3 separate regions of the Homo sapiens genome follow, and all the other regions are linked to region 1. A link is a contact called in ENCODE Hi-C or POLR2A ChIA-PET data. All regions are on one chromosome and are shown on one strand. The core of a region is the stretch at or near the end of the contact, and the rest is flanking DNA. Distances in the headings are between cores, read along the strand shown. Region 1 overlaps BACH2 (BACH transcriptional regulator 2). Region 2 overlaps BACH2 (BACH transcriptional regulator 2). Region 3 overlaps BACH2 (BACH transcriptional regulator 2).

Region 1 (3,671 bases), core at 453-2,952:
AATGTTAACAACTCAAGTATTGAGCACCTCCTTTAGGTTCTGTGACTTAATCACAAAGGTCCTAGGGTGCGCTTTGGGCTTCAAATGAAAAAAAACACACCCACACCTTAAATCCTACAACTTATGGTCAGGAAGGTCCTTAAAGGCAATCAAATCTAACCAATTCCAAGTTGTACGTTTTCAGTAATAATCTACAAAAATGGGCCAAATACAGGGATGAGGCCTTTTGGGAGATGGTAAGAAATCTGAGCCCAGGCCTTTGCTTTGCAGTAAAACTTTTTTCAGAGATCTCGTGTTTTGTCTTCTCTCTTGTTAAAACCAAATCACTTCATGCACTTCTATTTCCTTATCTATGCAAGGAGGAAATAAACTAGGTGACTTTTTAGTTCTAGTTTCTATGGTTCTATGAAAGTATAGGAACTTTAGGAAAATCCTGAAACATGAGCTTTTCTAACTGTGGTTCCTGAGAAGACTTTTTAAGGAAGCTAGAGATGCTCAAAAGAACACAACTGGCTGGAAGGGAAAAATGCCATCACATAACTTTTGAGAGAGATGAAGAAGAGGGGAAGACCCATCCAATAACAGTGTGAACTTTCCCCCTTATAAACAGAGTCAACCCAAAGGATGAATCAAAGGTCAACTTTCACACATTAATGGAACACAGTGCCCATCAGTACTGAGCAATAGTTCGGCATTCTCTTTCCATGGCCAAAACAGTGCTCTGGTGTGCAGGTCAGCGTCTCCCTCAAAAGCCGTCTTAGGTATGTGGCTCTGGAATTAAGCGGGGTGTCCATCCTCTCCTCTTGTCTCCACCCAGCGATGTCAGATGAGACTACCCCGTTTAGCGGGCCAGAGAGAAGGCTACAACTGGGATTTAACAATAGCATGGTGCATAAACTGTCATCTCAAAAAGGAGATGAAATCAGCGGGTGAAAGGGAGCCCATGTCAGGCCATCCAAGGGGCATGATTACTGTTAGTGGTGGTTGGTGGTGGTGGGGCAGTGGGTGTGTGGACCAGGGAGAAAATGTGCAATTTAGCCATGGGCAGATTTGGATATGCAGCTTTGTGATCATCGCACTGGTCTTTTTTATATGTTGATGCTTGCTTTTGCTTCTTTTGTGTAACCCCCCAGTTAAGAGTAAAGCCAAAGCCTCCATCTATTCTTCTGGGATAGGTCATTTTCTACTCTTGGCAAGCCTTCTTTTCTATATTGTCACTTCCAGTTTGTCTCTGGTATTACTTCTTTGTGTCTATGTTCTCCATTTATATTCACTTCTCATACATTAATCTCTGCTTCCTATTAGCATGTGCTTCATGCCTATTAGGAGTTAGAGGACAGAGAAAAGTCATTTCTTTTCTGCATTTCTCTTTATCAGGGCATCTGTGTGAAATATTCTCTCCCAGTGTCCCCTTCCCTCCCCTTGTAGCCAGAGAAATATTACCCTAGAGCTTCACGCTGCTAATGTGAGAAGAAATTGTGAACAGTGATTAGGAGGCTAAATGAGGGTGGTGGAACCTATTTACTTCATTAAAGTTCCTTCAGGGAAAATACGAGGATGGGAAACTGAGAGATAAGGGTTAATACTAAAAGAATAACAGATCCATTTGACTCAGAGCAATCTTCAGTCTGCCTGGATTCTATCAGACACCCTTCTCCATGGGGAAATCATTACAGAGAAATGACATGCAAAGTGCGCCATAAAGCATCTGAGTCAAACCAGAGGGAGGATGACTCAACGGATCATTTTACATTTTAATAGAAGGCACTGCAGATTTGTACCTAGTGCACAGTTCAACACAGGGCTCATAACTCCTCCCCAAAACTTCTTCATCGGGTGGGAGGGGAGTTCCCAGAACCTGACAGAAATTATTCTGTCTTAGAAAAAAACCAAGTCAAAACTCACAACAGAGAATCAAGACTAAGAAAAGACAACAGATAGTCAAATGCCGAAAAGAGGGGAGACTGCAAGTCTAATTTCAACTTTAGCATTTCTGTCAAACCTAAGACACAGCCTGAAAATTGAGCTCAGTAATTAGTGGACTTCAGATGTCATAAAGGAGTGGGGAAGATGGAAGGAGGAATGGAGGGAGAGAGAGGAAAGAGGAGAACGCTATCAAAGTGCTATAATTAAATAATTGTGTTTCTTAAATTAGTTTTGCAAGATTTTCCAATGATAATTACTGTCAGAAGTTTGCCCACCAGGTCAGTGACAATGCTGGGCTTGAGTTTCCATGTGAAGTCAAGAAGCAATATATTAGTCATGCCATTGTTCCTAGTATGTTTCCCAGGCCAGGTATTGCTTATAGATGCTAATATGTATAACCTGCCAAAGTTAGATTCATCTGACCAGGGATTATGATGTTAAGAGACTGGATTGTCAAACCTAACTCCTTCTTGGAATGGGGGTGGGGGTTACCTCCAGACACACTTTTGTCTGCCTATACATAAAGAATATCTATAGTTTCACAGCTGTTCATCCGCCTGATCTCTACTGTTGCCTGCCCCAGCTCCTAAGAGGGCACGCGGTTTACAGGTAGGAAAGGAAACAGAAGTGAATACTGAGGCTTGGCAGAAATACAGCTTTCACAGAAAAGATTCTTAATAAAAGGAAACTTGCTCCTTTCATGCATGGGGGTCTTTTGGACAAAATGATTCTGTTCTGAAACATCATCTCTGCAGGGATGCAGGCTAGAACGAATGAAGTTTAGATTGCAAGTTGGTTCACCCGGTAACTAAGAAAATCGAAATTCAAGACCAAAGGCAGGCAGCATCTAATGGGGTGAAAGTCATCTAGCTTGAGGGTCATTCAGGTAGTGTTTTGAGAAAGGTTTGATTTCCACTGGAGCCTAGGCACACCTGAAACCCACTCCTGTTTTTCCATTTAAAAATGATGAAAACCATGAGGCTAAGACCACTGGTTGGCAGTCTGTTAAGTCCCATATCAAGTAACAAAAGCATCTGGACCACCTGTCACCAAGCAGGAGGTCAAATGGAACTGGAATGTTAACACGCAGGTCAAATGCCCTTCAGAGAACACGGGGAAAAGGCAGTGAAAAGGAATGGGAGAAAAAGAATGTGCTTGGAGCTTTCCAAGTCCCTGTCCTGTCCTTGGCAGCTTCTCAGAATGACGATTATTGTGACCAAAAGGTAGTGACACACATGCTACATGACACTTAGTATACTGTTTAAGATACAGACGGTCTTATATGCCTATACCACTGCCACTCACACACGATTTCACCTCACAGAATATGCTTCAGATAAAGCCAAGTATATTAAGGAAGAGATTTTTTTTTAATTCACTCATTATAAAAAGTCAGAATTGTACTGCCATGGGGGCAGACAATACCCCCTCTCCAAACGGTAAGGAATGGGTGCCACAAGGGCTCATTGGCCAGGTGGTACCGGAGAGACACAGTGTTTCGCACTTTCTTGACTCTAAAATGCACCTATTTTCCATTTCTCCTTCCATCCTTAGATAGAGGGGCTCCATTTGAATCCCTGCTCTCCTGCTTCCTAGCTGCATGGCTTTGGCTTTGGGGCCATTGTTAGACTGTGTAATCCTTGGTCTTTCTATGTACAAAATACTTATGTGAGGATTAAACGAGATGAAGCAATAAAGTATTTAGGATGGTCCTTGTTTTACAGTAAACACAAATAAAAGCTATT
Region 2 (3,671 bases), core at 606-3,105, 54 kb after region 1:
CCTGAAGTTTTGCCCATTTCCACCTGAAATATTTTTTTAGCCTTACTTGATTACAACATTAGCACTCTCTTTCATAACGTACACCAGCAGGTACTACAATTAACATGCACAGATGTTAGAACTGAACATCCATGTTTAAATAAAAAACAGGGAGAAGGTAAAAATTACTGAATATGCTCAACACAGCACTAATCTTAAAAGGAAAGAGAGGCTTACATTGTGCTAACTTAACAGCAAAATAAAAAAAACAACAATCCCCCAGTTGGCATTAGTAACCTAAGAAGAAGCAAACCACTCTATAAATGCCTGTATTCTTCTGAAACACTGAACCAGAGGCTGATCTTTTGTCCATTTAATTCCAAAATTTGTACTCCAAGAATAGAGGAGAACTCCCAAATGCTCTCAAATTCTCCAACACATTTTATGATGCAACTGCACAAATGACGATAACACCAACATCATTTTGTGGAGTGCTGGCTTTGTGCTTTATGTACGTCATCTCACTGAATCCCCACAACCACCCTCTCATTCAGGCAGGCAGTACTACTTCTGTTCCCATTTTCAAATAAAGACACCCAGGCCTAGGAGAGGTTAACAGATCAAGGTCAACAAGTAGCTAAGCTAAGATTTGATCCGGAGTCTTTTTTTCCTCCTAAAGCTCTCAACTCATTGTAACCACTGTGCCACACTGTCTGCCACAGTTGGGGATGCCAAAGAAAAATGTGATTTGCAGTCTTCATTTTTCAGAATCTTCTGGAACTGCCCTCTTGACTCATCCATTTTACAAAGCTCATCAGACTGAAAGGCTCAGAACACTTGCAGACATTCTCATTCTTTGGAAATGCCACAACCACTCAGTCAGTGGAATGGGACAGCACCATCAATGGGATTGCGAAGGCACAAATTTCCCTGTGAATGCTGGCGCCGCCTCTCTTTGGTGTTTCTTCTAGCCACAAACGGACACGTTATCACTTACTGTGGTTGCATTCGACTCAGCAGCCAGATGCAGGGGAGTTTTTACTTGGTTAACTGTCCCTCCAACATCTGTGTCTACAGAAGATACTACAGGGCAGGCGTGTGCTCATCCTTGTCCCTTCTCCCTCCTCCAACCAAACACACAAAAAGTTTTCCAATCTCTAGGGCAACACCATTAAGATATCCTTTCCTTGCTGTGCTATGAGTTTACAAGAAATAACTTTCTAACAATAAGCCAAGAAGATGGATGTTGTAAAACTGCATTTCAAATAAGGCAATTCCTTTTTAAAAAAGATTCAAGGGTTTCACGCTTCTTTCTTCCTTCCATCAACACAATTTGTTTATGTATGAGTTGGATCTTTCTTCCTTCGGAAGAGAAAAGTGCTGATAAACTATCATGTGTAGACACACAACGCAAAAACTTGGTTGCCTTTTGCTATTTAAACAGAGACAAATTATTTCCCAATATACCACTTACCAGACAGATGCAAAGATGTGGGCAAACCAGTCATCAGAATTAACAGAGTGATTTTGCTTGCACTACATATTCTGATTTGTATGACTCTTATTTTTAGCCATGCACAAAGGGCAATAAATGGAAAATCTTATTCTAACCGCTACTTTTTCTGGGCCACCCACACTGCCCCACCTACCACACAACTTCAAAATGTAAAAAAACCCAGACCAGGGTTTGTCCTAACAAGGGATGCAAAGTGGCTAAAATGTGTGACATTTTTTCCAGTTAGTGTTTGTACTTTCATTTTTTTTTTTTTTCTGTCTCAGGACTTTCAGGGAAAACAATGTTGACTTACCAATGGGCATTTTCAAAGACTCTAAGTTGGTATGTCAGTCAGTGTACAGACAACGTGATCCGCAAGGCACGGGCACCACCCTGCCGTGAACCACATCTCAGCCAATCTTCCGCAAAGAAATGTACCCAAAAACTTTTCTGTAAATTCAGGAAGGTGATCCACACCTTCCACATTTTGTTTTGAAACAATGATGGTATTTTAAAAGTTCTTCAAATTAACAAAAGTGATATCAGAAATATAAACATTTCTAAAACAGAGCGGGCTGTGAGGAGTGATTTTGCCAAACTTAAGTCAGTAGCACTTGACTTATATCTGCTTTTAGTCTGCGGTGGCACCACGCTTACCAAGGCACAGTATCCCCTTGCTATCCCTTTCCTTCTGTGCATTTTTTCTTTCTGTATGCCTTAACCACACTTCTCCACCTGATAACCTGAAGCTTATCAAGCATTAATTCACACATGGTTATCACTGTGGATTGAAGCATCTGATATTTAGAGATAACCATCTTGACGGCAAATAATAAAAACAAAATTGATGAAGAGGATATTTGCCAGGGGCACAGAGAAGATAGAGATGAGAGTCTATTTTTGATTACTATCTTTCCAGACTTTTAATAAAAAGTTATTACAGTCCCAGGATACCAATTAAAATGCTTGTTCCTCTGAGCCCTCTGCAAACCACAACAGCAAACATATGCAGGTAACAATTAATATTTAAAAGTCTAGTTCAACAAAATCATCAGAATCATTAGGAAACAAAAGGCGTCAACCCTGAGAAAGGCATCTTTACCTGTGTGCCTGCTCATTATCCAGAAACTAGAGGAAATGTTCTTTCATCGTCTGGTAGTTAGCACATGCCCTGCAGAGCTAACACCGTCTTCATGCGCGGTACTCGAGCAGCTCTGATGAGATGTCTCAGAAAATCTTTTTTGGGTGATAGTCCACTATCGCCAGAACTTCTGACTTGTGTTGTAAAAACACAGGCAATTAAGTATTACACAAAGTGGGTCATACGCCACTGAGACAACCACACCGCCCCCAAATCAGACTCCAAATGACTGTGCTGTGACAAGGTAGGAGGGGTCTGAACGCAGCGAAAGCAAAACTTTTATGTGGTGAGGAGCATTTTAGTTTTCACTGGTTTAGGTTAGAGAAAGTTAATCTCAATGTCAACTACAAAGCCAACAAACTTTTAGTGTGTTCTTGAATTTATATGACAAATGCTGGCTGTTCATCTAATGGGAAATTCAGATCCAATGTCATAAACAGTCTGAGGGACAGTCTCAGGCTTAAATGACATGCCCATCACTAAACAAGTGAGCACTGTGACTCAGTGAAGGAAGGCGGCCAAATCGAAACTAAAGATAAAGAACCAAATTCTCATTATCCACATTAGCATCTCCTTCTCCAAAGGAGGATCAAAGTACTGTATACCACTTCCCCACACCCGTAACCAACCAGGGCATTCAACACAATCGCAGATGCTACCCAAACACCCTTCAATTGCTGTAGGAAAAAGGTCAAATGTAGTTACCTGAATTGAGCACATTCATTCATCTGTCACTGAAGAGCCACAGAAATATTAATCCAATATACACTGAGTTCCTATTACATACAAGGACACAGAGGACATGAAGGGATGCTCTCAAAGTCACTGCTTTCAAGGAACTTAAGAATCCTTTACACGGGATGATAAAACCTAGATATAACCAATGTCAAAGACAGACTTTTTCTTTTTTTTTTAAACAAACAAAATCCCTTCTAGCAGCTAGCTGCTTACTAAATACTTCCTATTCTACGGACATAAAGTTTGTGGATTACAATTCTACATTTCTCAGATGAATCTTCTAACAATTCCTTAAATTTTACCTTGGTTTTCTTTCAG
Region 3 (3,671 bases), core at 515-3,014, 40 kb before region 1:
AAATAAATAAATAAAATAAAAAAGTCAGTTCCTTAGTCACACACGTGGCTACTGGCTACCATATTGGCCAGTGCAGAAGAACATTTCCATCATCACAGAAAAGGCTACTTAGCGGTATTGAAACATGTAAGAGTAATCAAAATGGAAAACATATTCTAGCAGGAGTGGGGAAAAGAAAATGTGTTAGAGCCACTTTGTTAGAATGGTTATACAGTTATAGGGGATAACACACATGCTTATTTCATGGTCTTATTACTCCTTGCTTAGTCCGTTGCAACAACCTGGCTGTTGTCTCTTTCTTCCCCGATCCTTCCTTTGTATAGGTGCCTGACTGACCTTCCTGATGACAGTGACTTTATCTCTTTGCTTCTTGCAGAATAAAACCTAAGCCCTTCAAGCATGGCATTCAAGGCTCGTTTAAATCAGGCTCAATGGACCTGTCCTCTCTCCCACCATGTCCTCTCCATAAACTACAATTTAGTAACAGAAAGCGGGGTTATTAATATCAAGCCCACTGCCCTCCACATCCATTCTGTAGGAGAATATCTACAATTACAAGATGTCCACAAAAGTCAAACAGACAGACCTTTTAAATAACTTCATTGAACTGAAACACAAGAAAAGAGAAAAGGAGGGAAGATATGGTCACAGAGAAACGAGAGGATTATTGTAAATTATCTAAATTAGTCCTAAACAAGTAATGCCACACAAAGCACTAGTAAGCTAGAATGTCATTCTCTACCCTCACCATAAAGAGGGCTACAGAAATAGGTGAGGAGGCTGGACAGATGCTTAGGGAATCCAAGCAGAAGAGCTAGGATATTTTGGAAAAAATATATCAGATAACCAAGAATAGGTGAGTGAAAGAAGCAGACACAAGTGTGTTCATCTACAGGTACTGAACCCTAAAAGCCTATTCCTATATTCTATACACAATTTAGGATAATAGGTGCTCCTGACAAGATGCCACTGTGGTTTTCTTTGAGTAGAGATTATACAAAACAGACAGGGCTGGTGGACTGAAAAAGTACTGAATTATGGTTTGTTTCCCAAACTACAGGTACTTAGGACCCACTGTTAGAATTGTAATATTTTCTCTAATTGCAACTCATTTTCTTCTTTAAATATAGTTTAAAAAGAAACTTGTCCTAAGCAATATCTGCAAAATCTCAAGTTTAACACACGAATCATACTTTCTGCAATACATATTAAGATAAACACAATTATTTTGAAAAAAATTCTCCATATACCACCTGAAGTCATTTCACTTTTAGGTTATGCTGTACATATTCCTATTCTGGGAAACACTGGGAACCCAAACAATTATCCTGGCTGAGTCCTCGGGCAGGAGACATTTGGCCGTGCCTTTCCTATTTTCCAGGGATAGGACTGTGAGTTACTTCCGTGTGGTGGGCGGTGGGTGCTTGCAGGGGTGAAGTACTAACAGGTAGCAAAGTGTTGGAGACACGAAGCATTAATCATCAGTCAACAACAGCAGTGGCAGCACTGCTATCTTTCCTGGGGCTAGTGAGAATTAACGGATTAATGTTTAGGAGAGCACAGAAGTTTCCAAGCATCTACTGTGGTTCTCAATCCTTTGCAGGGAAGTAAACAACTGAGGTGGCCACCTGGGATTCTCATCTGCTGGCGGGGCTGGTGGGAGTCTGGGTTTTGTGGGTGGCCTCAGGGGGCCCTGGCGGCAGCTTCCAGCCTCTGTGGTGACAGGCCATCTCCTCTCTGTCTAGTTCACAACTCCAGATGCTGTGGGGAGGTGGCAGCAGTCCAGTGGGGGCGGGACACTAAGATTCTCACATTAACAATGCACAGACATCCGTCCATCCGGCACTCCTGGGTCATGTCCCTGAGAGTGACACAGGGCTGCCCCTGGGGCAGACACATGAGATCATCTGAACTGGTTAGCTCCAGAGGGCCTCAGCTGGGCAGGGGCTCTGCAGCTTTTGTCAGAGGCTGTTTCCCTGCAAAATGGGGGGAAAATCGGAATACTCAAACAAAGGGGATTTCTGTAACTCTTCTGCCATTTTTCTCTCACCTTTTCTGTGTAGCTGAGCTCTTAGGAAACTGGTGTTAAAGCAGTTCAGTGAGAAGCAAGGCAACTGAAAGCCCCTTCCAACAGCTGCCAATGGTTGTGGACGAGCAGGCAGACACCAGGGCTAGGAGGAAGGGAGCCAACAATCACTCCACAGTGGCATTTTTCAGGACTCAGTCATTTCTGATGCTGGAAAGAAGCTTGAGAAACCAAAGTACAGCTGTGGGAAGACAGTGTGGGGCTGGAGGGATGCGGGTGTGGGCTGCTGCCCACGTGCTCCCTGGCCCTGTTATAGCCGGACTTGTAAGGCTTTCTTAAGCCTTGCATCTGAGAAAGGCAGAGACCAGAGAATGGAAAGACAAAGCTGGGGAGACTGATAGTGGCGGCGGCGAACTGAACTCAGCCCCCTGCCTGTGGAGGGGATGGGCTGTTAGTGCCTGGGCCATGGATGGGGGAGCTCTGTAAGGATGGCTTTTTTCGGTATGTGTGTTAAAGTCTGAGTTTTTTTTTTTTTTTTCCTGTGGGGTTTACAAGCTCATTCCATTGTCCAGAATCCTTGTGGGCATATTTCTCCTAGGGACGCTGGCCCTGGATCGCTGGCCTTGCCTGAAAGAGGCTGCCTCCTACTGCGTTTTTGTTCAACTTGCTTTCTCTGTAATAGAGATTTGCAGCACTGTGGGCTTCAGGGATTCAAAGTTTTTGTTTTTTCCCTAATATCCAGCTTCCATTTCTGGTTTTTAATAATATCCCAATCTTTTCAGCCATTCTCCCAAGAATTGTAGTGAATGATTTTTTTAAAGTTTTCTTTTAATTTTTATAATGAATACACATAATGGAGCATTCTTTTCTCTGACATTTTCCCTGTCACTAAATTTGAATGTTTAGGTGGCACTTAAAAAACCTTTCCACCCGCTCTCTGAATGTTCTGATGCTCTTGGTGAGTAAAACAAAGTCTTTCAACACCACCTCCATCTGAATTGTATACTTGATCTTTCTGAGCTTGGCAAACAAACCATCACCCACTCAGAACCTAGACAGGAAAGTGGCAGATGATTCAAGCTTCATTAGGAACAAGTCATGCCAAAATAACTTCATTTCTGGTTTTGATGGGATTACAGCTCAGAGAATGCAGCAGAAATAGCATCCCAGGATTTCAGTATGTCAGCTGACATCTTTAGGTCACTCTTTGAATGATACGAAAAAATGAGGTCTGGAGACAGTAAAATTGAGCAATGAGTAGCTGCTTGATGGATCAATGTTAACTGCAGCTCAAAGAGAAGTGTCTGGTGATGTGACCCAGCCTTCCGTCGCCTACTCTGTCACACTTAACTTGTCTCTCTGTCTTAGAAAAGATGTGAGTGGCAACTGGTGAGCTACTCCAGGAGATAGAATCAGGATCCCAAATGATGACCCAGGCTGATATTATGTGTTAAATGCAGAAAGATTTAACAAAAATAGATGTCAAATCCTGTATCAGGATTAAAAAAATCAACTTTGTAAGAAGAGGATGGGAGAGTCCTGGCTTAAGGAGTTGGGTCAGTATGGTGACACAGGTGACAGGAAACTTACCCTGATGATCCTGAACTACACTGAAAGATGTGTGATGCAGAAAGCGAGTCACGCC

What was found. Hi-C counts contacts between places; a loop is a spot of excess contacts on that map. ChIA-PET counts read pairs that join two places held with the same protein, here RNA polymerase II (POLR2A). Pooled maps may share reads with other maps.
Region 2: a loop to region 1 is called in a map of CD4-positive, alpha-beta T cell, with 2.0 times the contacts of the local background. The contact joins two enhancer-like sites. A Hi-C loop is called at or near these places in 6 of 168 maps with a recorded cell type or tissue (CD4-positive, alpha-beta T cell, CD8-positive, alpha-beta T cell, aorta and 1 more) and 9 of 50 pooled maps. POLR2A ChIA-PET finds 5 or more read pairs at or near these places in 3 of 52 experiments (activated CD4-positive, alpha-beta T cell, activated CD8-positive, alpha-beta memory T cell and activated naive CD4-positive, alpha-beta T cell).
Region 3: a pooled map shows a loop between it and region 1 (2.2-fold over the local background). The contact joins two enhancer-like sites. A Hi-C loop is called at or near these places in 2 of 168 maps with a recorded cell type or tissue (CD8-positive, alpha-beta T cell and head of caudate nucleus) and 8 of 50 pooled maps. POLR2A ChIA-PET finds 5 or more read pairs at or near these places in 9 of 52 experiments (AG04449, CD4-positive, alpha-beta T cell, H1 and 6 more).

Annotation. Positions count from the first base shown.
Region 1 is chr6:90,024,188-90,027,858 of GRCh38, forward strand. All of the region lies in intron 5 of BACH2 (BACH transcriptional regulator 2), which reads right to left. Among named protein-coding and RNA genes, the nearest start is that of GJA10, 130 kb to the left of the region's middle. Within about 2 kb of position 1,703, at least 2 of the 41 ENCODE cell types and tissues checked have a DNase peak (open chromatin) inside an H3K27ac peak, as active enhancers do.
Region 2 is chr6:90,078,181-90,081,851 of GRCh38, forward strand. The region is part of intron 5 of BACH2 (BACH transcriptional regulator 2); the gene reads right to left. Among named protein-coding and RNA genes, the nearest start is that of GJA10, 190 kb to the left of the region's middle. Within about 2 kb of position 1,856, at least 4 of the 41 ENCODE cell types and tissues checked have a DNase peak (open chromatin) inside an H3K27ac peak, as active enhancers do.
Region 3 is chr6:89,983,672-89,987,342 of GRCh38, forward strand. The region is part of intron 6 of BACH2 (BACH transcriptional regulator 2); the gene reads right to left. Among named protein-coding and RNA genes, the nearest start is that of GJA10, 91 kb to the left of the region's middle. Within about 2 kb of position 1,765, at least 12 of the 41 ENCODE cell types and tissues checked have a DNase peak (open chromatin) inside an H3K27ac peak, as active enhancers do.